Regions from separate parts of the Mus musculus genome. Here all the other regions are linked to region 3. Evidence: chromatin loops called from intact Hi-C (ENCODE). Cell type or tissue: left cerebral cortex. All regions are shown on one strand.

What was found. Hi-C counts contacts between places; a loop is a spot of excess contacts. Peaks named below come from ENCODE experiments on the same cell type or tissue, not always from the same donor. Only the 100,000 strongest peaks of a DNase experiment are listed, where the experiment ranks them.
Region 1: a loop joins it to region 3, with 2.4 times the contacts of the local background. A loop is called at or near these places in 5 of 42 quality-filtered maps.
Region 2: a loop joins it to region 3, with 2.3 times the contacts of the local background. A loop is called at or near these places in 10 of 42 quality-filtered maps.

What each region holds. Positions count from the first base shown.
Region 1 is chr13:52,550,181-52,558,180 of GRCm38, forward strand. Gm33168 (a long non-coding RNA gene) reads left to right here and starts at 776. Exons shown (of 2, transcript XR_382373.1): 1 at 776-950; 2 at 6,703-7,216. In left cerebral cortex, no CTCF peak of the experiment used is centred here; a DNase peak (open chromatin) is centred at 4,743.
Region 2 is chr13:52,566,055-52,574,054 of GRCm38, forward strand. Gm2848 (predicted gene 2848) reads right to left here and starts at 7,171. Exons shown (of 4, transcript NR_046069.1): 1 at 7,071-7,171; 2 at 4,646-4,781; 3 at 4,346-4,446; 4 at 3,826-4,220. In left cerebral cortex, no CTCF peak of the experiment used is centred here; DNase peaks (open chromatin) are centred at 3,620, 4,388 and 6,615; H3K27ac peaks cover 320 bases.
Region 3 is chr13:52,620,547-52,628,546 of GRCm38, forward strand. It overlaps Syk (spleen tyrosine kinase), which reads left to right. Exons shown (of 14, transcript NM_011518.2): 4 at 255-393; 5 at 2,134-2,215; 6 at 2,699-2,730; 7 at 4,162-4,230. Among named protein-coding and RNA genes, the nearest start is that of Syk, 28 kb to the left of the region's middle. In left cerebral cortex, a CTCF peak has its summit at 3,698 (motif pointing left); a DNase peak (open chromatin) is centred at 3,687.

The DNA.
Region 1 (8,000 bases), 70 kb before region 3:
TGAACAACATGCCATTTATGAAGAAAGGAAAGGCCCTGGAACTGAGTTCAGAAGGGAAGCTGGAGGGTCCTACTGGTTTGATCTCCAAGTTATGTTTGAGATTCTCAGAAGCCACAGCGTGGGAGATAAAAGGTAGGCAGGTAACCCTGTGAGCTCTGGGCCCAGAGAATGAGAGGGCACCACTGTGGGGTTCGTGACTGGCACTGAGATGGATGGTTGGGCATTCAGGACTTGATTTGATGCTACAGAGAGAGAGCAGCATGGTTTTAAGGAGAGCTCAGGGTCTAGCACCAGAGACAGCATGGTGGGGGCTGTGAAGCAGAACCTATCCTACACATAGAGCTGGGGGCCTGACAGCTTTGTGGAGGGTGGGGTAGTCAGGATTTCTATTGCTGATTTCTATTTTTATTTTTATTTCTACTGAGTTATGGTTAAAACACCATAACCCAAGCAACTTGGGGGAGAAGGGGTTAATTTCATCTTAAACTCTAAGGTCACATTCGATTACCGAGGGGCTTGAAGCACATGGATGGTGGCGGGGGCAGTACACACACACACACACACACACACACACACACACACACACACACACATTTCAAGACAGGTCCTGAAGGAAAGCTGTTAACTGCCAGACTTCTTTGGCTTGCTGGGTTTGCTTTCTCATATATCGCCCACCAGTGGGCAGGGCTCACCCACCATCAAGGAAGTACCCCATAGGCTTATCTATAGGCCAGGATTACAGAGGCATTTTCTCAATTGAGGTTCCCTCCTCTCAGATGACTTGAGCTTGTGTCAAGTTGAAAAAAAAAAAAAAAAGTCAGCACCGAGGTGGTTTCATTACATAAGCCTTCAGTCAGGCCCTCTGACTCCCAACCAGGAGACTCGGAGGGGGAGGAAAGCAGGATGTATGGTGACCAACAACTCTCTTTGATGCAAAGTCACTTCCCCAGGTAAGAAATCTAGGTAGGCGCCTACACATCTGTTAGCTTGAGATTTCACTGTGACTCCATAGGAGGCCTGCCAATGTCTGTGAGAGGAGAGAGGCAGCGGCCAAAGGGGGTGAATTCTAACATCACATTCTTACAGGGATGCGCTCAGGACGGGAGGTAAACACCATCTCAATACACCAGTTCCCTGCAGTGGGATCCCATGAACTCACCCAGGTATGGGCAAGCCTGTCTCAGTGGTACCCTCGGCCCTTGCTGGCAGCCAGAGATAGGAAACAACTGGCCTGCGGCACAATAAAAGCCAGCCACATCACATAAGCTCTGAGAAGGAAATCTGCACGGGAGGAAGGAAGTCAGTGGCCTGTGGCAGTTAGTGAAGTGCTAGAGAGTCAGCCATTGGCTTCGAGAAGGAAAGGCCTACTGGCCTGTGGTACGCACAGCACAGTGGGTGCAGAGAAGCGGTGAGGCCCAGACCCCAAGGCTGAGCCGGAGAAAGCCAGACGGAAGGATGGGGTAAGAGCTGGCAGTGAGCTAGGGCACAGGGAGGTGACTGCAATGTCCTCATGAGACCCTCCCAGGTGGAGCCCAAAAGGATTATTGTGTGTGACAGGAATGGGGAGACCAGGGGACCACCTCAGCTGTTGTTTCTCAGGCACCATCCGCTTTGTTTCAGTTTGTCTCTTCTGATCACTTGTGTGTGAGCGTGTGTGGACATATGCGTGCCACAGCATATGCATCGGGAGGTCAGAAGGCAGCTCAAAGGAGTTGGTTCTCTGCTTCTGCCATATGGGGCCTGTGGATCAAATTCAGATCACCAGGTTCGGTGGCCCGACATGTTTTTTGAGACAAGCTCTCCTGGCCTTGACTTTTCAAGGAATACCTTGGAGCAGGTGACTCTCATATATGACAAACCCAAGCCCGAGGGTGGGGGAGGGTGAAGAGGGGGAGATATTGGAAAGAGGACTAGAGAGATAGCTCAGCAGTTAAGAGCACTGACTGTTCTTCCAGAAGTTCTGAGTTCAATTCCCAGCAACCACATGGTGGCTCCCAACCATCTGTAATGAGATCTGATGCCCTCTCCTGATGTGTCTGAAGACGGTGACAGTGTACGTGTACATTAAATAATATATATATATCATAAATATATATGATATTGGAAAGAGTGACCCATGGTAGTAGCCCCAGGGCTCCTCTGAGAAACTGTCCCAGCATGAGCCACTTCTGTTCACCAGCTCCTTGGGGTTACCGATCAGGGACCATAGGCCCAGACAGCCCCATCCCCATCAGCACCTGCTTTGTCCACACGGACAGACTCAGCACTGAGAGCGCAGGCTTTCTTGAGCCCTCATCTAAAACCAGACTTCCTAAGATTTCACTGGTTTCAAACGTTACATAAAATCTTAGTTAAGAAAATAAAGATGGATCAAAAAAAAAAAAAAAAAGCAAAGTGAGTTAAACTTAAATTTGTAGTTCACAGGGCTGGTGAGCAAAGAGAATAAGAACTTGCTATGAAGACTTCAAGTCCCCAGCTCCCCTTAAAAGCCAGGCATGGCTGCTTTGCGGTCAGAGATAGGTAAGGTAGATCCTAGGTGCTTGCTGGCCAGCCTAGCCAAATGGGAAAACTTCAGTTCAGTGAGAGACCAGTGCCAAAGCAATAGAGGAAGACACCCACTGTTCTCTGGCCTCCATTTTTGCATTTACACAGGTGCACATATTCTTGCATACATCAGCATACACCACACGTGCATGGACATTCATGCATGCATGAAAATGTGCATATGCATGTGCATGGACACAAAATAACCTGTATTTTAATAGTTTATACGGAAGCTAAGTCCTGTGCTTCTTGCTTCTTTATCTGCAAGCAGTCTCGTGCCTTTTATCTGTTTTCAGCAGAGCATTTCCCCTTTGGTAACGCTTTAACAGAATCTCTAATGTGCTCTGTAGCAATGCTTCTCTGGGTTAAAAACTGCATATTGTGTCTTCTAATGATCTAGAAATTTTCAAGCTTACCCTTTAAGGTTGGCATGTTAGCATCTTCCGCATGGCATCCTTTGATCTTTTGCAATCGCTAAAATATGACTTCTTACATGAGTCTTTAATTGGCTCTGACATTACTCTTCCCTTGGGAAATCACTGCACCAACTTTTCCAACTGAGATCAAAGGCCGTCTCTTCACAGGCGGGTTTCTATGGGCCTGGTAGATTTCAGGGTCTCTATACTGAGTTTCCTGATGTGTTTCTGTGCTAGCAGCACTCCTCCTACACCCTACTGCACCCCCTTAGTCAGCCTCTAGGAACAGGCCGAGAGTCCCCTTCCCACATCCAGGAGTTTCCTGTTCTGGACATTTACACTTACATAGAAGAACCTTGTCAGTATGTTCATTGGATCTCCAAATATCAACTATAGTGCCATTCAGGGGAGAAATAATGTTTCCACCATCCCAAGTATTTCTCTCAACAAAGGTATATATGTAGTTTTTCTTCAAATCTTGCAGTAAAGTTTCAGAATTTCAGAGCATAAAATTTTTTTTAAATGTACTCCATCATGACTTATATAACTTTGAAAAGTAATACGGTATTATGTATGAATCATAAATATCAACTTCCTAGAGTACGGAGACATGCTGAATGCAAATATGCATTTGGCATGTTTGGTCATCATTGCATTTGGAATGATTGGAAGCATAATGTCTTACCAAACTCTTCTATGTAAATATCCTGCCCAAATTCTGTTTATTTCGCCCTTAGTTTCCTTATTATTCAAATCTATGCTATTAATAATGGTCTTTTGTAAATGTTGCATTTTCAAACGTGTGAGCCGCCATCTACAGAGCCGACTGACTCAGCAAATCATTTTTTCATTTTGTAACTCATCAATTTCAATAGCACATTCGCTGGACTCGGAAATGTTAGAGGTTACATTAAATAGGAATTATGAGACTCCACTCCTGACTCTCACTCATTAAATCTGTACCCTCTTAGAACAAATATTTAGACAGTGTAGCCCAGGGAAGCCCTTACCTCACTATACAGCTGAACACAACCTTGAATTTCTGACCATCCTGTGTCTTTTCCCAAGCTCTGGGATTATAGGCACCCAGTTTCAGCTGGTGCTGCGGGCGGAACCTAGGGTCTTGTGCAGCTGAGTCAAGTACTCCGCCAAGTAAGCTACCGTTCTTTCTCGAACTCTGTTGCTGTAACAAACACATCATGACCCAAAGCACCTTATGGAGGAAAGAGTTTATTTGGAGCTTACATTTTCAGAGAGAGGATCCATAACAGTGGAGGAGATAAGGCAGTAAGAGGTCAGAGCGGTAGGTGGAAAGACCACATCTCCATCCGCATGCAGAAAGCAGAGGGAGTAACTGTAAGTAAGGTGAGACTGTGCACTCTCAAAACCTGTCCCCAGTGTGTGTCTCCCTTCAAGACTGCATTTCCTAAAGACTCCATAACCTCCCCAGACAGTGTCACCAACTGCAGACTATGTGTTCAAGCATGAGAGCCCATGGGGACAGTTCCCATTCAAATCACCATACCCAAACAGTACTTTCTCTCTTGCTCCCGATGAGTGATGTTTTGCCCGCACATATGTAGATGCTTTCACTTGGGACATCTTATGTTATACTTTCTGCTTATTGCCTTTATCCTCCTCTCTTCATCTCTCCCTTTGGATAGACGCCACCGCAGCACTGACCCCACCTTCCACTCCCTTGACTGATGTGATGTTCCTAGGACTCATGACTCTTCTTTCAGCGGGTTGCCTGTATTCCACAGCTCAGCACCACCTCCTCCACGCTCCCAGATGGCACAAAGATCGTAGTGATCTCAAGATGCATTATCTGCGCTCCACACCCGTGAGCTCAGACTGTAGATTCAGCCTCAGTTTCTCATCCACTTCCGCTGGCTTGTATTAAACAGAATTCACGTCTGTTGGCTGTGTGTTTATTCTCTTTGCCCTTCCCCCCATTCCTCTTTACCTTTCAAATCTTCACGAGAGCCACAGGTGTGTTCAGCTGCATCTGATTCGTTCTTCACTTCCTGGCTGGAATCTATAGTCTCTGTGACTTTGAATGCTCGGTGTACATGTGTGTGTGTGTGTGTGTGTGTGTGTGTGTGTGTGTGCAATTCCACGCATGTGTATGGGCACATGCATGCGTACATGTGTGTGGAGGTCAGAGGACAGTCTCAAATGCCATCCCTGAGTGGCTATTCACATTGGCTGTGTTGAGATAGTGTCCTTGACTCGTCTGGGCCTCACCTATCAAGCTAGGACAGCTGGCCCCAGAGGTCCACTTGTCTCCCCACACAGGGATGGCATGTGCCTGCCTTTTGGGAGGCTTCTAGGACTGGATATTCAGTACCTCATATTTGCATAGCAAACACTTTACTCCACATTTGATATCCCTAGCCTTCATGTCTGAGTGTATCTAGGCTGCTAAACTGATCCCTCTTCGGCATGTCTTCCTTTCCCCAGTTCTGTTCTGCTCCCTGATCTATTTCTCTGCTGTGCGGGGAGATCTGGGGGCTGTAATTCTTCAAGGCTTGAGTTGAAATCTACTCTTCTGAAGAGAGTTCATTTGTTGCTAGGCACCTGGAATACCAGAAACTTCACTATAATCTTTTTGTTTCCCTTAAGATTTTTGCAGGCAAGCCTGTAAAGACAAGCCCCAAACCCACTGAGTTTGTATCAGGAGCCCTCAAACATAGCTCTTGGTCCCTTCCTCCTTCTGTGCAGAGTAAGGCTGGCATGCTACACCCACACCTAGTTCCCAGGTAAGGTGATACATCTCATACTCACCTGGAAAAAAGTATCACCATAGGAGCTTTCCTCTGTGGCTCATTGTTCCTCCTGAGAGAGGTAAATATGAGAGACAGTTTAGTTACCTGCAACCTCATTTGGTTTTTGTAATATACAGCTCTGCTTGCAATAATGCACTTGCCAGCTTAATCCCATCACCCGAAATGACTATGAACATACATCTCTCTCTCTCTCAAAAAAAAATGCACCTTGCAACCTCAGAACCCCTACTCAAATTGGGCCAAATACGCACCCCTCTCTCCTGAATACCAGTGTAGATTTTCCTGCCCCTAGCAACAACCAAATTTAGACAGTTTTCATTCAAGTGTATTCTTAACATATCTAAACATAGAGAATAAAAATGATGATCCAGTCTGAGCTGGTTTGGGGTGGGTACGCTGTAAGACAAAACCGTCCTTCAAAAGAACTTAAAGGGAGGCCCTCGTGTTATACATAAGTAGGCATGCATATGATTAAGCTCAGATACATTATGAAAAAGGACATTCACAGATGGAAAGTAAATATTCAGTGTGGTAGTTTGAATAAAAATGGCCCCCATAGGCTCAGCATTAGTCAAACAATTAGGAGGTGTGGCCTTGTTGGAGCAGGTCAAGTCTTCTTGGAAGACGCGTGCCACTGGGGGTGGGTTCTGAGACCTTAGATACTCAAGCCAGGCCCTGGGTAGCATTCTCTTCCTGCTGCGTGAGTATCTATCTGGATGTAAAACTCTCAACTACCTCTCCAGCACCATGTCAGCCTGCATGCTGCCATGCTTCCAGCCATGATAATGGACTGAACCTCTGAACTGTAAGCCAGCCCCAATTAAATGCTTTCCTTTATAAGTTTCCATGGTCATAGTGTCTCTTCACAGCAATAAAGTTCTAAAACACACAGCTTAACCTATCAACCGAACTTCTCCCTTAGTAGCTAACTCTTCCTTTTCTTGAACCCATAGGAGAAAACTCCAAATAACATTAGGGGCCTTGGACTTCTCATCCATGTGGACGGCTACCCGAGAGCACGTACTTCTGATCTGTTCTGTTGGCTTGACTTCTGAAGAGTTCACTTGCTGCGTTACACATAATGAAAACCCCGTGCTCAGATCTTTTCGTAAGAGGCCAATGTGGTGGCTTGAATCAGAATGGACCCCATGTGCTCATGTGCTCACATGTTTGAATACTTTGTCCACAGTTCGGGAAACTGTTTGGGAAGGATTAGGAGGTCTGACTCTGTTGGAGTAGGTGAGTCACTGGAGTGAGCTTTGTCACAGTAACAGAAAGTAACTAATACAACCAAGGACCTGGGGACACCTGGCCCAGACCCGATCCTCTGGAAACACTTGCAGCCTGTGAGACCCCAAGATTGTATTCTGGCACTGTCGATGACCCTAAAACTCCATTCCAGCCTCACTCTGTAAAAAGACTGTGTGTGAATTTTAATATTTTTAACATGTAATTTTTTTAACACAAGAGAGAAGAAATAAAGACAGGTCTGTGTCCCCATGGAAGGTTCTGGAACCTGTGAATGACTGGAGGATTTCACCTTCTCTCTACTTAATCAGTCCCTTATTCTGCTCGATAATCCATGTACTTCTTTAAACTGTATTTTTAAAAGGCTTGTGTAAACAGTACCCAGCATTTGCTGAGCGAAGAGGAAGCTCTCAGGCTGCTACAGTATCAGAAATGGAGGTGTGCTCCGTCTAGAATAAGGACAATCAAGATAAGCGACTGCAGAAAAAGAAAAGCCCTGAGTGCCCGGCATACAGAGTAAGTGATCTGCATCAATGGAGGATATTGGCAGACGAGTAAATACAAGTCAAAGGCCAGGGTATTCAGAGACTTCATTGTCTACAGCCCAAGGAGAAAGCATTAGGAAACAATGCTGCTCTTCGAGCCATTACAAAAATTAATATCATGGGGGAAAAGAGAAGAAGGAGAGGGAACGGCATGGAGCCTAAACTGATGAGGAAGACATACACACAAGGGCAGGAAAAACTGATCAGGCTCATCTAAGTTGCCACGTGCGTACAGATGCCTGTTAGGTATGCACACACATAATAGGACATGTGTGTGTGCATACAGGAGACCTAAAGAGCTGCCTGCTATGGAAAGACACATAGGCCAACTGCAAACTCATTTTCTAAAGAGCCAAGCTTTCTAAACCACATTGATGGGAAGGAAGGCTGAACATAACTGAATACTTTCCAGCATTCACAAGGGCTTCTGAGTTCCATTTTGTCCATAGACAAAATGT
Region 2 (8,000 bases), 54 kb before region 3:
AGCACTCTACACTGAGTGGTCTACTCAACCTAGGTCACTCATTTTTGATAAAGCTCGTGAGACCTATGAGGAGGTCTCCATGGGAGTCAAGTAGGACTGTTACGGTTGGAAAATATCTCACTCTCCACAGCCATAGCTGGGATATTTGAAGGTCAACTGAAGACAAAGATACAGTAGGAGCCCAGCAAGGTGCACAGAGCTCATTCTGAGGCCCTGGTGCCTGCAGTCCCAGTTGCACCTCTTCGCAGTAATGGAGACTCGGAACTTGAAAAAGAGAATGATGTAAGTGGTTGACACACTGTGTTAAGCCTCACCATTTCAACAAAGCTGCTCACCACCTGTACTCCAACTTCCTTTTGAAAGCCGCAAAACTTGAAAGCGTGCAGACCATGGGTATGGGACCCAAGGTCACTGCCTGCTCAGGGGTAGAGAAGAGACGAATCCATTCATTCTCCCCTGCGGGTCCTGATCTTGGAAGAGCTTCCCTAAGTCAGTGCGCATCACAAGGGAGCCTCAGCCAGGAACTGTGGCTGACTAACTCCAATCTCCTTACACCAGGAGATGCTGGCTAGCCCTAACTGTTCCCCCAGCAGAGCGGTTTATCATAAAGATGCCAGAAACCCAGTGTTAATCCCAGAGTTTTCAAAGTGGAAAAAAAAATTCAACATGAAACCAGCAGACCAGTAAGGGAGCAGAGGTCCCGGGAGAAGGGGTCATCAATGGGAAAGCATATTCCCAGAAGAGAAGTTCTTTCATTCATTCCATAGTCACTGGGCATTGCCACAGGCTAAGCATGACTTCTTCCCCACCCCACCCCACACCTGCCCCCTGTGCTGAAGAAGCAAGATGTGTGTGTGGCCGCTGGCCCCCGTCGGGCTGCCATGCCCTCCAGCACCTGTTGGGTGGCCCCATTGTCCTTTCCTGTGGTGCCTCACACTCCCGGAGCTGTGACCAAAGCCACAAAAAGGCAGTTTCATAAGAGCCCTCCGAGTGTGCAGGTCCTTCAATAAACAATTTGAAAGGTGAGAGGCTCACACTGAGAGCTTTAGTCACACACGTCCCATAGGTGCAGAAGGGGATGGATGGCTTGCGCTGCCCTGGCCCCAGTGGATGTCCCTCTGATGTCTTTGATGTACCATCTGGAGGCATTACCACAGAGCACCCGGGAGCTCACACGGGTGCAGATCTGCATGGCTACTGCTAATGGAACTCCAGAGCTATCCAGATTTGGCCCACTCACTGTCTCTTAATAGAATCGCCCCACCTGAGGCCTTGAACCTTGGGAACAGGAGCACAGGTTTTGCAAATTGTTGCAAAGATTAGAGATAAAGACCCTGGGTGCTTAGTGTCCCACAGTTAACCACAAGACACGCATAGACCATGTGTAGCTCATTACACACACACACACACACACACACACACACACACACACACACACACAAATGCAGATAAAAATAGTCATACTAATCACTTTTCTATTCATTCAACATTTAAAATAATACTAGAAAGGAGGAAGAAGAAAACATGGACTCATTTGATTGCAAGGACGAGTGGACTTATTTAAACAATGAAAAAAAGAAAGAAACTTACAAAGACCAACATCCCTTTTTTGTCCCCTTCTGAATTTAAAACTTCTGTTCATTAGAAGACAATAAGATGAGGCCAAAGGCAGTCGTAGCTGGGAGAGAACACTTGCCCTGTATATATGGCAACGGACTTTGATCCAGACTGTAATTCTAAAACTTTTAACAGCCAAAAGATAATTCAATTTAAAGTAGGCAAACTCGAGTCAAACCCCTGAGAGTTCTTACAGGAATCAGTGAGCAAAATGTTGATCAGACTATTGGACATTCTCTTTAAAAATAATCGGAAACTCTGTAAGCACATACGTTCAGCTCAACTGGTCGTCAGGGCAACGCAGACCTCAGTGTGGTGGTGCTCCATCCTCACCAGACAAAAATGAAGACTGCATTGAGGGGCGGAATGGAGGCAGGGAAAGGAAGCACTGGGCAGTCCTGCCCAGGAGCTGGTGCAAGCCCTTTGGAACCTTGAGTAGTTTCCTGCAAGTGATCTCCTACTGTGTGACTCAGCGGGCATGTCAGCAAGTCTCAGGCACTTAACTAAGAGCAATGATGCAGCAGATCTATGCCATCCATAGGACAATGCTCATGTGGCTTCACTCAGACTCCCCAAACAAGAAGCAGATGATCAGTGCACACCCAGACAATGTACATGCAGCATACACAATGCATACAGACAACACACACACAATAGGTAATGCATGTGTGACACATACATATACTCTAGCACACGTACAGACCCAGGCACACACAATGCATAACATGTACCACACACACTACTCCCACAAATGCACACACAAAGATGCAAACACAGGCTACCCACAATGTACTGTGGGCACACAACACACAAAAAACACACATATATACATGTAACACATAAACACACACAAATAACTGCAATAGAAATACAAGCAAACTGCTTACTTAACACTCAGCATATATCTATCTGCGGGAATACTGCTCCACACTAAGCCAGTTCGCAATACCAGCTGGGTATACTACAATTCAGCTCATTTGACAGCACCAACCTGGAGACACATACCACAGGTCAGGTCAGGGTCCTGGAGGTTTAACCCCATAAACCCTAGGTTGGGACTTATACTTCTGATTAGTTTACTGCAAACTGAGTCCCTACCATCCCTCCTCAGCTAGAGTCAGATGACTGGATAGGGCAAATCACAGAATGCAGAGAAACAGTTGGCATTTGTTTTGAAATCATGATAGTTGTTATAAAGCTGAAGGCACTATAGGCTCTGGCTTGGCCTTCACCATCCAGGCATCCCCGATGGCTACCAACCCACAAGACCTCCAAACCCTGGTCTTTTGAGATCTACAGCGGTCTATCTCATTACTGCAGGAGGAGGACCTGCACCTCTAGGCCAGATCCCACAGTCTGGGTCAGGCCGCACCTCACTGCAGCTCTCTTGGACAGAAAGAATTAAGAAGTTGTCTGCGCTGTGGCTCAACAACCCTCAAACATAGTACCTTACCCTTCCATGCTCTCTGTCAAATTTACTGTGTTGATCTAAATCACGTGATATTACACTTCCTGCCAACCCTAAAAGGTGGACATCTCCTTTGTTCAGGGGATTTGGGTCTGAAGAACCCTTGGGGAGGTTTGTGGAGGGGAGGGGTTCTCTGAAGAGGCTCTAATGGCTCTCAGAGAATAACACCCCTTATTCTCCAGACTCTGAAGAGAACCTTCTCGTTCCTTTCAAGGCCCCACCAAGTTTAGATCTCCATATGTATCCTGTTTATATGTAGCTCTTCCTCCTACACTGAGACCCAGCCATGGCCTTAAAATCCCTTCCTTGCAATCAACCTCATTTTCATTAAAGGGAATTGTGTCAGCCGATTAATTTTGCTTGCTTTCTATTACTTACACATGCCGGATCAAATCGACAGCCATTGGCAGCCAGCCTCCTCTCTGGAATACTATGCCTCCCTGTCTTCCTGAGGCTTGGTAATTAATTAACTTTTCCATTCAGTCGCAGATGTCTCCCTGCCCACTCTCCCTTCTCATAGCTGGGGCTCTTAGCAGTGTTAACTCTACCTGCAACATTAGTGTGCTCACCAGCGTACCCGTGGGCTACCCATCTGCCCAGTCCGGTGGCCAGCTTGACCTCTGTGTACTCAGTCCAGAGCTTTTGGGTCTGCAGGCATCACACACATAAAACATGTTGGTTTGGGCCAATACACCTGGCCCCAAACTAGGATCAGCTTCCCACTGCATGTTAACACAAAGTTAACAAGTACAAAGTGTGTATGATGTTCTGAAGCTGGGATTTTTTACAAAACTTTTGGTATAAATTTTTCCAAGCAGGCCTGATTCTCTACAGGGAGTTTCTGTTTCTTTTATCTGTGCAAAATACGGTTTTTTTGTTGTTTTTTTTTTTAAATCATCATTGATTTTTCTCTCCAAAACACTTCCCTTCTGAAGTATCTCTTCCTTTCCAGTCTGCTCCTGGTCATGGTTCGAGCCCTGCCAATCCCCTGCTCTTCTGACTTCTAAGGAGCCCCTTTCCTTGCGTGGGGCCACACGCTGGCTCGTTCCTAGCATGCAGGTGAGGTTGATTTGCTTAAGGTCTTTTGGGGATTTATCTCCACACCAGCCTCTTCAAGAAAAGAGTCTAAGGCCATCTGTCCCAAGAAAGATGAGTCTCTTAGGAGGAGCCAGGATTTCCATTACCACCCCCCACTCCACCCCCACCATCAGCATATCACCCACTACACCTTTGCAGGTTTGGGGTAACCGAGTAATTCACCATCTGACTTTGCATCTGGTCCGTGGGAACGCCGTTCACCAGCCCGGCGGCAACTATTCTTGGAGCAGCTTTTCTGACACCCACTTCTCCATGAAGAGAATCTGCTTTGGGGTGGAATGAGGCAAATGGCTCAGATCCGGATCCCATGCGCCAAACATCCCAGTACCGATCTATCAGCAGCAGCTTCTCCACACCTCTTGCCTTTACCATTGTCTACTTCACCTTCCTCTACCCCCTTTTAATCCATTCTATGGGGCCAGTGGAGATGGCTGCTGGGAGTGTCCACTGAGTCGCTCTAACCTTGCGAGTCGATCATCTCCGGGGCAGAGCCAGCTGGCGATGGCATTGGCGGCTCTGCTTTGAACTCTGCTTGCAGCTCACTTTCTTCAGTTTGGTATTTTCAACTTGAAGTTTTCTTCTCTCAAACTGTTCGTCCCTAAGAGTAACTTAGTGCTTAAGGCATGCAATGGTTTACACTGCCTCTGCAGCCAAGAGGTATTCACACCGCCTCTTCTGTCCAAGAGAACATCACTGGCTGCCATTTTTGACATGAAATGGCAGAAACTCATTAAGCAGTATACAGCATCATCTCCAACTTACTTTTCCTTCCTTCCTTCCTTCCTTCCTTCCTTCCTTCCTTCCTTCCTTCCTTCCTCCCTCCCTCCCTCCCTCCCTTCCTTCCTTCCTTTTCCCTCCCTCCTTCCTTCCTTCCTCCCTCCTGTCTTTCTTTTCTTTTGTTTTCTTCCTTCCTTTCTTTTTCCCTCCCTCCTTCCTTCCTCCCTCCCTCCTGTCTTTCTTTTCTTTTGTTTTCTTCCTTCTTTTCTTCCTTCCTTCCTCTTTCTCTCTCTCTCTCTCTTTCTCTCTTCCTTCCTTCCTCTTTCTCTCTCTCTCTCTCTTTCTCTCTTCCTTTCTTCCTCTTTCTCTCTTCAGAGAGTCTCATGTATCTGGGTCTGGCCTCAGACTCTCTGGCACTGAGCATGACCTTGAATTAAGATAGAGAAATGAGCCAGGCTCATGCTAAAGAAATCAGCTGCACTTGATTTTTTTCTAAAGATAAAAATTCTATTAAAAAAAGAAAGAAAGAAAGGAAGAAAGAAAGAAAAAGCAAAAACAGAGTGTAGCACCCATCTTTAATCCCAGCACTTGGGCGGTAGAAGCAGGCAGATCTCTGTGAGCTCCAGGCTAGCCAGGGATACATAGAAGACCCAGGAGCTAGATAAATAAATTAACAGGCTGTTTGATTTATAAGTGTTTAGAAAAGTTAGATAGTAAGTTGTGAAGTTGATTGATATTATTTTAGCTTGGCTCAATAGCTAGGCAACCGGGAAATACCCAGCTGCAGAGTTACAGATAAGCATCAAGAACAGCAGCCCTGTTGACCATGTGAGCACCCAACGACAGGGACAGCCATCTTCAGACTGTGTTTCCAGGGTTGAAGGGTGCATCAGAATACCGGTTCCCAGGCTCGGTTTCTCCATAGCTCCATGGAAACAGCTGCGGGACGCTAAGAGTAGCATCACAATCATCAATGCCTCGTTTCTCTCATGTCTCTGAGAAGAATCATCTCCTCTCTCATAATGATTCCCACACCACCCCCTCCCCATCCGAAACCTCAAGGACCATTTCCAGTTCCTGCATTTGGATCAAAGAAGGTCACAGCTTGAGTGCCCAGCATCCTCAGAACCAGGGTGTGGCTTTCCCGAGTTAGCCAAGTCCCTGCAACAGCAGACTCTGCCTGCGTATGTAGCAACAGCAAGTGTGACCACAGAGTCCCCGCTGTATTTTGGTTTTTGTTTTTTTCCTCTTCATATTGTTCTGAGGTGACAGTGACAATCTAATTATGTGTTAAGCTGGTACACTGTTAGTCTAAAAATACATCTGCATGTGCCCCAAAGCTTTTCACAGGACTGTTGTCCCATGTTTCTACACCCTCAGGGATACTAGAATGACCTGACCTCTGGGGCTCTAGAAACCTGAAGATCTGGGTTTGAATCATGATTCTATGACTTCCTGTCTGTGAGCCTCAGGGCAGAGAATGTCTCCATCAGCTCCTCCTCCTCTGGGACCGACACAGTAACAGTCCCCACTTCACAGACGGGACCAGAGAATTCTCCATGTAAAGGAATTAAAGAAAGGTCACGGTTGGAGCTTTTATAAACATCCACTCAGTGTCCCTTCTGGGGAGAACCTGCTAGAAGCTCTACACTGATGAAAGAGGGAAGTAGGCTGACTTGAGTAAATGAAGCTGTAGACGTTGTTGGGCTGGGGAAAGGGGAACTGAGCCCTAAAAGGAGGAACTGAGCTCAGCTGATACTCACTGCTGTCAGGGGTCACCCTTGAGTTGTGTCCCTTCATGGCAAAAACAACATGTGAAGTGTTATTTGTCAGAGGATCTCAATGACCAGAAAGTGAAGACCATGTCCCTGTATCCTCTCACCCATGCCCCTATAACCTCTCATCCATGTCCTTGTGGCCCCCTAACCCATGCCCCTGTGACCCCCTAACTCATGCCCCTGTGACCCCTAACCCATGCCCCTGTGACCCCTCACCCATGACCCTGTGACCCCTCATCCATGACCCTGTAAGCCTTCACCCATGACCCTATAACCCCTCACCCATGATCCTATAACCCCTCACCCATTGTGTTAGGCTTTTACTGCTGTGAAGAGACCCCATGACCACAGCACCTCTTATAAGGGAAAACATTTCATTGGGCCTGACTTACAGTTTAGAGGTTTAGTCCATTACCATCATGACAGGAAGCTTGGCAGCACAGAGGCAGACCTGGTCCTGGAGAGGTAGCAGAGAGTTGTACGTCTGGATGGCAGGCAGCAGGCAGAGAGAGTGATACTGGGCCTGGCTTGAGCTCCTGAGCAAAGCCCACCCACAGCGACACAGTTCCTCCAACGAGGCCACGCCTACTCCAACAAGGCCACGCCTCTAATAATGCCACTCCCTTTGAGCCTCTGGGGGCCATTTTCATTCAATCCACCACACCCCTGCTCTCTGGTTAACCCCTCACACATGACCCTATGAGTAAGCCCAATAAACTCATTGGCTCACAAAATAAAATAAAATGTAGAGCTAGGGCTGTAGAGCACGCCCAGTGTTCTGGAAAGAATAAGACCTCCCCGCGCACGGGAGCCACAAAGCACAAACTGTGATTGTGAACGCTATAAGTTAAATGCTGCTCTGCTCCTGTGTAAACAGGGCGTAGACAATGCCATGCAAAGGGAAGCCATAAAGTTCATGCTAATGCCTTGGAAGTACAATACAGGGGGAACACAAACAGGAAAAGTTGACAGAAGAATAAATTAATGTCTTATAGACACTTAATCTTGACTTTTGGGCAAAGGCCCATGTGTCCATTTTAACTTCACCTAAATTAAAGAGCTGGCCCTAGGACAGACATTGCTGTCTGTCTGTCCAGCTTGTTTATTGCTGGGTGACTATATCATACCCCCCTTAAAAACACTGCTTTATTTTAATTTTAAAATTACATTTATTAGTGTGTGTGTATGTATGTGTGTGCATGTATGTGTGTATATATGTGTGTTTGTATGTGTGTGTGTATGTGTGTATGTGTATGTATGTGTGTATGTATGTGTGTGAGTATATATATATGTGTGAATCTGTGTGTATATGTGTATATATG
Region 3 (8,000 bases):
AGCGCCATGGCCCTGCTGGATCTTTGCCATAGTCCATCTCCAACCCTTGGCGTTTCCCTCTGGCTAACTCGCTGGCTCTGGTACAGAGCCCTCCTGTCATCTCGAGGTCTGGGTGCTGCGTGCCCACCACCTGCCCATTTGCTGGTGCTGGAGAGCACCTGCTGCCCACCAGGGCCACCAACTGTAGTGACGGTACTGCTTCCTAGGTCAAAAGGTCGCAGTAGGGGTAATATGGTGTGTGCTCTCTCTCGCAGGATCAGGGCCAGAGACAACAGCGGCTCCTATGCTCTGTGCCTGCTGCACGAAGGGAAAGTATTGCACTACCGCATTGACAGGGACAAGACCGGGAAGCTCTCCATTCCTGAGGGGAAGAAGTTTGACACCCTCTGGCAGGTATGTCTCTGTCTCTCTGTCTCTCTCTCTCTGGACTCACTTCTGTGTGTCTCTGTATCTCTCTCTCTTTGTCTGTCTGCCTCTCTCTCTGTCTCTCTAGACTCTTTCTTTCTCTGGACTCTCTTCTCTGTCTCTCCCTGTCTGTCTCTGTCTCTCTCTGTCTCTCCCTCCCTCCTGGAGGGCACAATGCAGACCCACTGGGATGCTAGTTCCAAAACTCTTAGGAACAAGAGGAGGAACGAGGCTATCTGTCCCATACCCTCCATCAACCCACTTTCTGATTTCTAGAAGACTTGTGTGAGAAATGTTCACACAGACCGTCATCAAGTCAATGAAGCCACAAACAGGCTCCGTCACCTGGTTAGAGCCATAAGTTCCTGGTGCCTCAAGATCATGTATTTTAGGGCAGCATTAAGAATTTGACAGAAGGCCATGCCATCAGGGACTGGAATAACATGTGCATGCATGCACACACACACACACACACACACACACACACACACACACACACACACATACTGTAACTGATCAAACAAAAACCCTAGGGACTGTGACCTAGCTGGTCCTGGAGCTCTGAAATGCCAGGGTAGACACTGAATTTCAGGTGACATCCCAGTGGATAACCAATATGGGAAGCACCCTCCTAGGCAAGCATCCTCATAGCCGAGCCACCACAGGAAGTTAAAACAGCTTAGAAAGCAAGTCTACTCTTCCTGGGCTGCAGACAGCTGCCTGTCCAAAGAGCACCCCATACCTGCTCTGCAATGTGTTCTCAACCTAGCTGTCAGTAAGCCTCAAGGCAACTCAAGCACCCCAACATTATTCACCCAGCTCCCCACATTTGCTACTGAGCACATTCCGCTTCCTTAATTTGATATCATAACTACATTAACTGTGGATGCAGAAGGATCAAAAGTAGTAAATTCAAGGCTAGCCTGGGCTACATAGAAAAAATCCTATCTCAGCAAATAAACAAAAAATTAAGTCAATAAAGGACTAAGTGATGGAGATGCTATGGAGACCCCGAACCCCTAATGTATCCCTATCTGGCTACGTGATGGTTATTTTTTTTAAACTATTTTAAAATTTTATTATTATTATTATTATTATTATTATTATTATTATTATTATTATACATAAGTACACTCTAGCTAACTTCAGACACACCGGAAGAAGGCGTCAGATCTCATTATGGGTGGTTGTGAGCCACCATGTGGTTGCTGGGATTTGAACTCAGTACCTTCAGAAGAGCAGTCAGTGCTCTTACCCACTGAGCCATCTCACCTGCCCGTGATGGTTAGTTTTAGTTGTTAATTTGATACCATCTAAATCACCTGAGAAGAGAGCCTCAGTGAAGGATTGTGTAGATTAGAGAGTGAGCATATCCATGGGGATTCTTTTGATTACATTAATTGATGTGGGAAGACCCAGGTCATTGTTGGGTGGCACCATTCCCTAAGCTTGAGTTCTGGTCTGTGTAAGAGCAGAGAGTGCTCACTAAGCAGTAAGCATGCATGCATTCATTCACTCTCCACTCTTGACTATGCATGTGACCAGCTGCTTCAAGGCTAAAAAGTTTGTTGACTCTATCCAAGGACATCTTTGGCCCATCCCCCGAGTACCCTGTGGAAAAGAGACTATCTGGGGTTTAGATGGTTTTAAAACCTGTGAGGGCTGTGACTTATCCGCTGTCTCCCCCTCTCTCTCTCTTAACCATTTTCTTCCCTGTTTCTTTTCCAGCTAGTGGAACATTACTCTTACAAGCCAGATGGGCTACTAAGAGTCCTCACGGTACCATGCCAAAAGATTGGTGCACAGATGGGTGAGTGATCGGCACAGAAGAGGCTCTGTTTTGGGGGAGCTAGCCATTGTCAACCTGGTGTCAGATTTGCCAAACTCACACAGGGTGAGGCTTCGGCTTTACCGTGTGATTAAACTAGATGTCACTCAAATTCTTGGAATCATTAGCTGAAAGATAACCATAACAAAAACAAACAAACAAACAAACAAAAACTAGAAGATTTTGATTGCATGTGTGGCCAGGATGTTGGCACATATCTTCAGTCCCAGCATTAAAAAAGCAGGGTAGGGAATCTGTGAGTTCAAGGCCACTGTCAGACCCTGTCTCAAAGAGAAAAGCTTACTTGGTGGAATGTGTGAAAAATCCAGTAAAAGAGAAAAGTACAGATGCAGAAAGTTGAGTCTCCCCAGTATGTTCCCATCATACTGATAGATCTGAGAAGTAGATGGTTTGAACAAACACAGAAGTACACAGAACTGTAACCATGACATATTCTCCTTCCAGGCCACCCAGGAAGCCCAAATGCCCATCCCGTGGTAAGTATTCTCTGAGGCGTCTCTGCTGGGGAAGCAGCTGTGTCTGGACACATGGGAAGGTCAGGCTTTAGTCAGCACGGGATGGATACTCTGAGCACATCCCGGAAGATCTGGGAATCCAGTGAGTCTGAGAAAGCCTCAGCCTGTGACCACCGCCCAGCTAGACGTGTTTTCATGGTTTCTCGGCCGTTTTATTTTCTCTTCATTCTTTGGAAGTATACAGAGTGAGACAGAAACCCCCTAGGAGATCAGAAAATCCACCGGTCAGATGTAGAAAAGGGGAATATATCGTCCACGTTCAGTCTTGTACTGTCTGTGTGAACTCGTGTGTGCCATGCACAGGTCTGCCAACATGCATATCAGTATAACATGGCCAGCGGATAGGTATCTCCTTGAGGTTGGCTACCCAACTTCTTTGGCCCAACCAATTGACACCTTATTACTAGGGACTTGACTTAAATTGATTTGACTAATGATTAGGGGAGGCAGGGAGGGGCCACTTGGCAAGATTTCAAGAGAAAGGTCCAGAGAAGGAAGGAGTCTTGGCCAGAATGCACATTCCACTCCATGCCACTCACTAGATAAGAACGGAGCCCAGATGGCCCTGTGTTGGGTTAACCCTTTCATTGCCATGCCTTCAAAGAGAGAAGAACCTCAAGTCCCCTCTCCATCTGGGATGTCGGAGCTGGTACTTAGGTTACTTCACAAGAGCATCTCTTCTCATATCTAGGGTCTTCAGCGAGCACATCCCAGCTCATTAGCACCACCAGGGAATAATTCTTGACTTCTATCTTGCTAGATGCTAAAAAACCCAATATCTACCAGGCACATGTTCTGTCTCCAACAGGGGCGGTTGGCCACTTGCTACTGAACCTGTTCATTCCAGGGTTAGTACTTCTTACCAGACTGAGAGCCCTTGAGTTGGCTAACACACCCTGGAGCTTTAGGGTCCTCTGAACCACAGTGCCCCCTGGTGGCCTCACCTGGTGTTTATCATTCTGTGCCCTTGAGACAGATCTGTCTAACTTGTGACCCGAGGGTTGCGTATGTCCCAGGATTGTGTAAATGAAAATGTTATATTGCAACCACTGACACCACTGAACAGCCAGTGACTAGAGTCTCTTGTGGAGTCTGAGACACAAGATTTCCACAGACAACGTGGCTGCTTCTTGTCTCAGCTTTAATTTTGTAGCCTTCAGTGGGAAATTATTTATTGAAAATTCTTGACCTCTCTGCCAGAATGATAGGCTCTTCTGGAAGCTTCTCAAATGATCCGGACTTGCATGCAGGAAATCTCCCTGGGGCAGGTGAAGGGAGCGGGCAGGGCATTTGCAGAATCGGGGCCAGGTAGCATGTCATGACGAAGAATATCCTTGCATGTGTTTTTCTGAAACTAAACGCTCTATTCCTCTCTGCCGTTGTGGTTTCTAGACTTGGTCACCGGGTGGAATAATCTCAAGGATCAAATCCTACTCCTTCCCAAAGCCTGGCCACAAAAAGGTGCTAAAGCGTCCCGTGCTTGCTGTCCCTGACTGAGTGGTAGGATAGACCCTCCTGCAGCCCGTGCTTGGCTGGCTATCCTGTACCCAATGCGGCTTTGCCTCTGTGCCTCCCGCCTGCCCAGCTCCGAGCATACCCGCTGAGCCTCGCAGCCCCATGCTTTGTCTCCTTACCTCTCTTTACACCCTGCCTCCTGTGCTCCTACTGAGCCTTGCAGTCCCTGCACAGTGCACACATGCCCTCCCTGCCTGTGGCTTCTCCGTCACCGCCGCTGCGCAGCCTGTCCACGTTGCCTTGCCCTTTACAACACGTACCTCCAGTCACTTCAGTGAGCCCCACCTGCTGGCTCTCATTCCAGAGAGTCTTTGCACGCTCAACTCACCTTCAGTGTCCAGAGTCACAAGGGGCAGCATCAGGGCTTCTGCCACATAGAGTTCTTCCCAGTGGAGGCAACCAAGGTCCCCAGGGGAGCTCTACCCCCTGAGACAGCAGGTTGATTTCTGCATTTTGTTACATGGCTGAATTTTGAGGGACAGTAAAAAAAGGCCTTCATGGGAAGATGGCCCAGAGGCCAAAGGCAGTTGTCACCAAGCCTGACAGCCTGAGTGTGATTTCCTGCAACTCACACAGGGTGGAAGGGGAAAGCCAGAACTGACTCCTGCGAGTTGCCTCTGATCCCCATGTATGGGCCTTGACTCCTACACAGATTTATTTTCAGGGTTTAGGAATCAAACTCAAGCGCTTCACCACTGAGCTGTGCCCAAGCTCCTGGTTTCTGTTTGTTTATTTGTTTGTTTGGTTGGTTAGTCTGTGAGACGGGATTTTACTCTGTAGCCAAGGTTGTCTTTGAACTTAACTCCACCTCCCAAGCTCCAGACTTATAAGAAGTCCTACCCTGACCTTTGTGTTGACTTGTTTATAGTGAATTACATACACAAGCATGCACACACAGACACACACACAGACACACACACACACACACACACACACTCACACGCACGCATGCACCCCCATATGTGTATATGTATGTATATGCACAGATATATGTGCATATATATACACATATGTAATGTGTATTATATACATCTGTGTATATAATATGTATAGGTTGTTCTATCATATTTATTTTTATCTTCTTTAGGTAAAGATTAACTTTATTAATAGTTGTTTCAATTTTATATCAATGTTTTTTCCAAGCGTGTGGGCATATGATTAAGCCAGTGTACACAGAGTTGTATATTAAGGTATTTATTAGCAACAGACAGCATAAATGCCCACGAGTTCTACTCAGCAACTATTTGCTCTGTTGGCCACTTCCTAGAGGGTCCTAACCCTGATGGCCAGAGCACAGCGGAGAAAGGAGCATGATGCTTGAACAGGAAGGCAGCCATGTTGTGCTAAGCTCAGTCAGTGAGGAGAATGTTAGAGGATAGTCTGCGGCTGCCTGGACCTTTCTCAGAGCCCGACACACCCCCATGTGATTGGGGTAGCTCATGGCCAGCAAGCCCAGTGAGAGCCAGGCAACACGGTACCTCACAGGCTAAGGGACTTAAACGTGCCTGATGAAGGAAGCTCTTCAGAGGTGTCCACTCAGGCCAGCAGCCACTCACAGACTCTGTAATCCTGAATGTGACACCACACTTAACAAGCCTCACAGACACTGCAAGCCTTGTGTCTCCCCCTCCTCAACCGACTCTTCAAGAGCTTCTGATGACACCCTGTCATTCCACTTGCCGTAGCCCAAGGCTTGTTGCTAACTCACAGCCCCCAGCTCTGCACAGTCCTGGCAAGGAGTGCTTTCATCCCAGCATCTCAAGTTTATCTTTTGGGTTCCCCCGGAGACATATCAACCAGAGATGCTGTATGTACATGAGCACACATACACATGTATGACACACTCATATATACACTCATACATGGAAATATCTGTGCCCGTGTGTACATAGTCGTATACCATATTTGAAATGCATATGCCCTGAATATGCACCATATACACACATATGCATCTGCATAGTATGTGTATTTGTGTATGCATCTATTGCTGCTTACACATGGCAAATGGATTGCCTGCGGATAGCTACACAAAGATGTATTTCAAGGACTTACAGAGTTAAACAGACCAGTTAAGTGATTGCAATGTCCATGGGAGAGATTGTCAAGCAGAGGGGATCCAGAGCCAGGTGGAACCTCAGTGGTGTTGCTAAAGAAAGCTGCTGCATGGTAGGGGTCAGCTTCCCTTCCCCGCCCCCTTTTCCCTTTCCTTAGAAAGTCTAAACTTACATCTAAGAATGCTCACCTGAGTCAGGCCCATGTGAGATCATCCTCATGATGGAAGTCACCTACTAAGGACTGTAAGCCCATCAGTGAGCCCCTTCTCAGCAGCAGGACTGCCTCAGGCTGGGTCTTCTGCGTGACTCAGTACTGACCACTCAGGAGAGCCAGTTGTCATAGCGAAAGCCAACGCTGCAGCTGGAAGAGATAGCGCAGTAGGCAAAGTGCTCGTCACCCAAGCACGAGCCCCTCAGTTCAGATGCCCAGCACCCAAGTAAGAAGCCAGGCACAGTGGCACACGGTGCCATCACAGTGCTGAGGAGCTGAGGCAGGAGGGCCCCTCAGCCAGCCAGTCTCGTCAAAGAGGCAAGCTCCAGGTTCAGTGAGAGACCTTGCCTCAAACAATAAGGTGGTGAAGGCATTGAAAAAGATATCGGATGTCAGCCTCTGGCCCCCGAATGTCCACATAAGCAATCGCACGTACATGCACATACATGTGCAGGCACATAGAAATCCACCTACGCCATGTGCACATTTTTAGAGAAGCCGACACCAACAAAGCCCAGTCAACAAGCACTTGAAATAACTCTAGTGTCTAGAGAGTTAATGAAAACTGTGCTTTGATCTTAGGATTATCAATTTAAAATGAAACCAGGGCGGGGACTTAGCTTAGTGACAGAGTATTTGTCTAACAACCATGAGGCTCTAGATTTGGTCCTTAGCACCAGGAGGAGAAAAATACTTGGAAAGTCAAATACAGATTTTTGAAATAATGTATTTCTTTTTATCTTATGTGCATTGGTGTTTTGCATGCATGTGTGCCTGTATGAGGGTATCCGATCTTGGAGTTACAGACAGTTGTAAGCTGCTATGTGGTGAGATGGCTCAACAGTTAAGAGCCCCGATTGCTCTTCCAGAGGTCCTGAGTTCAATTCCCAGCAACCACATGGTGGCTCACAGCCATCTGTAATGGGATCTGATGCCTTCTTCTGGTGTGTCTGAAGAGAGAATGACAGTGTAAATAAATAAATTAACTTTTTTAAAAAAATAAAAAGAGGAGGAAGAGAAAGAGGAGGAAGAGGCCAGGTTTTAGGTCTTTGTTGTGAGATCAAAGAATAATTATACAGGGCATGTGCTCATCTTTAGGTGAACCTAACCGCATCCCACCTTCTGACAGAGTCTGCCCACATCACACTGCCTGTGCTCCTTCTGAGACTGGAGACTGTAGCCAGCTGATTGCAGCCAGTGTCCTGGAGCCCTATGGCTTCTGGCCTCTGGGGAGGGTTACCACCCACACTGCCACCACCGTTGCCTAGTTTGAAAATACTGGCAGGAAGCTGGGAGTGAAAGTCAAGGTCCAGGAAGCAAAAGGCAAGATTGTGGAAGCAGGACACAGGGCAGAGGCTACCTGCTCCACAGGACAGAGGGTGTGCTGCAGAGCTCTGGTGATCACGGGCCTAGAGAGAGAGACAGGCAAGTCCCTGGTGCCTACTGACCAG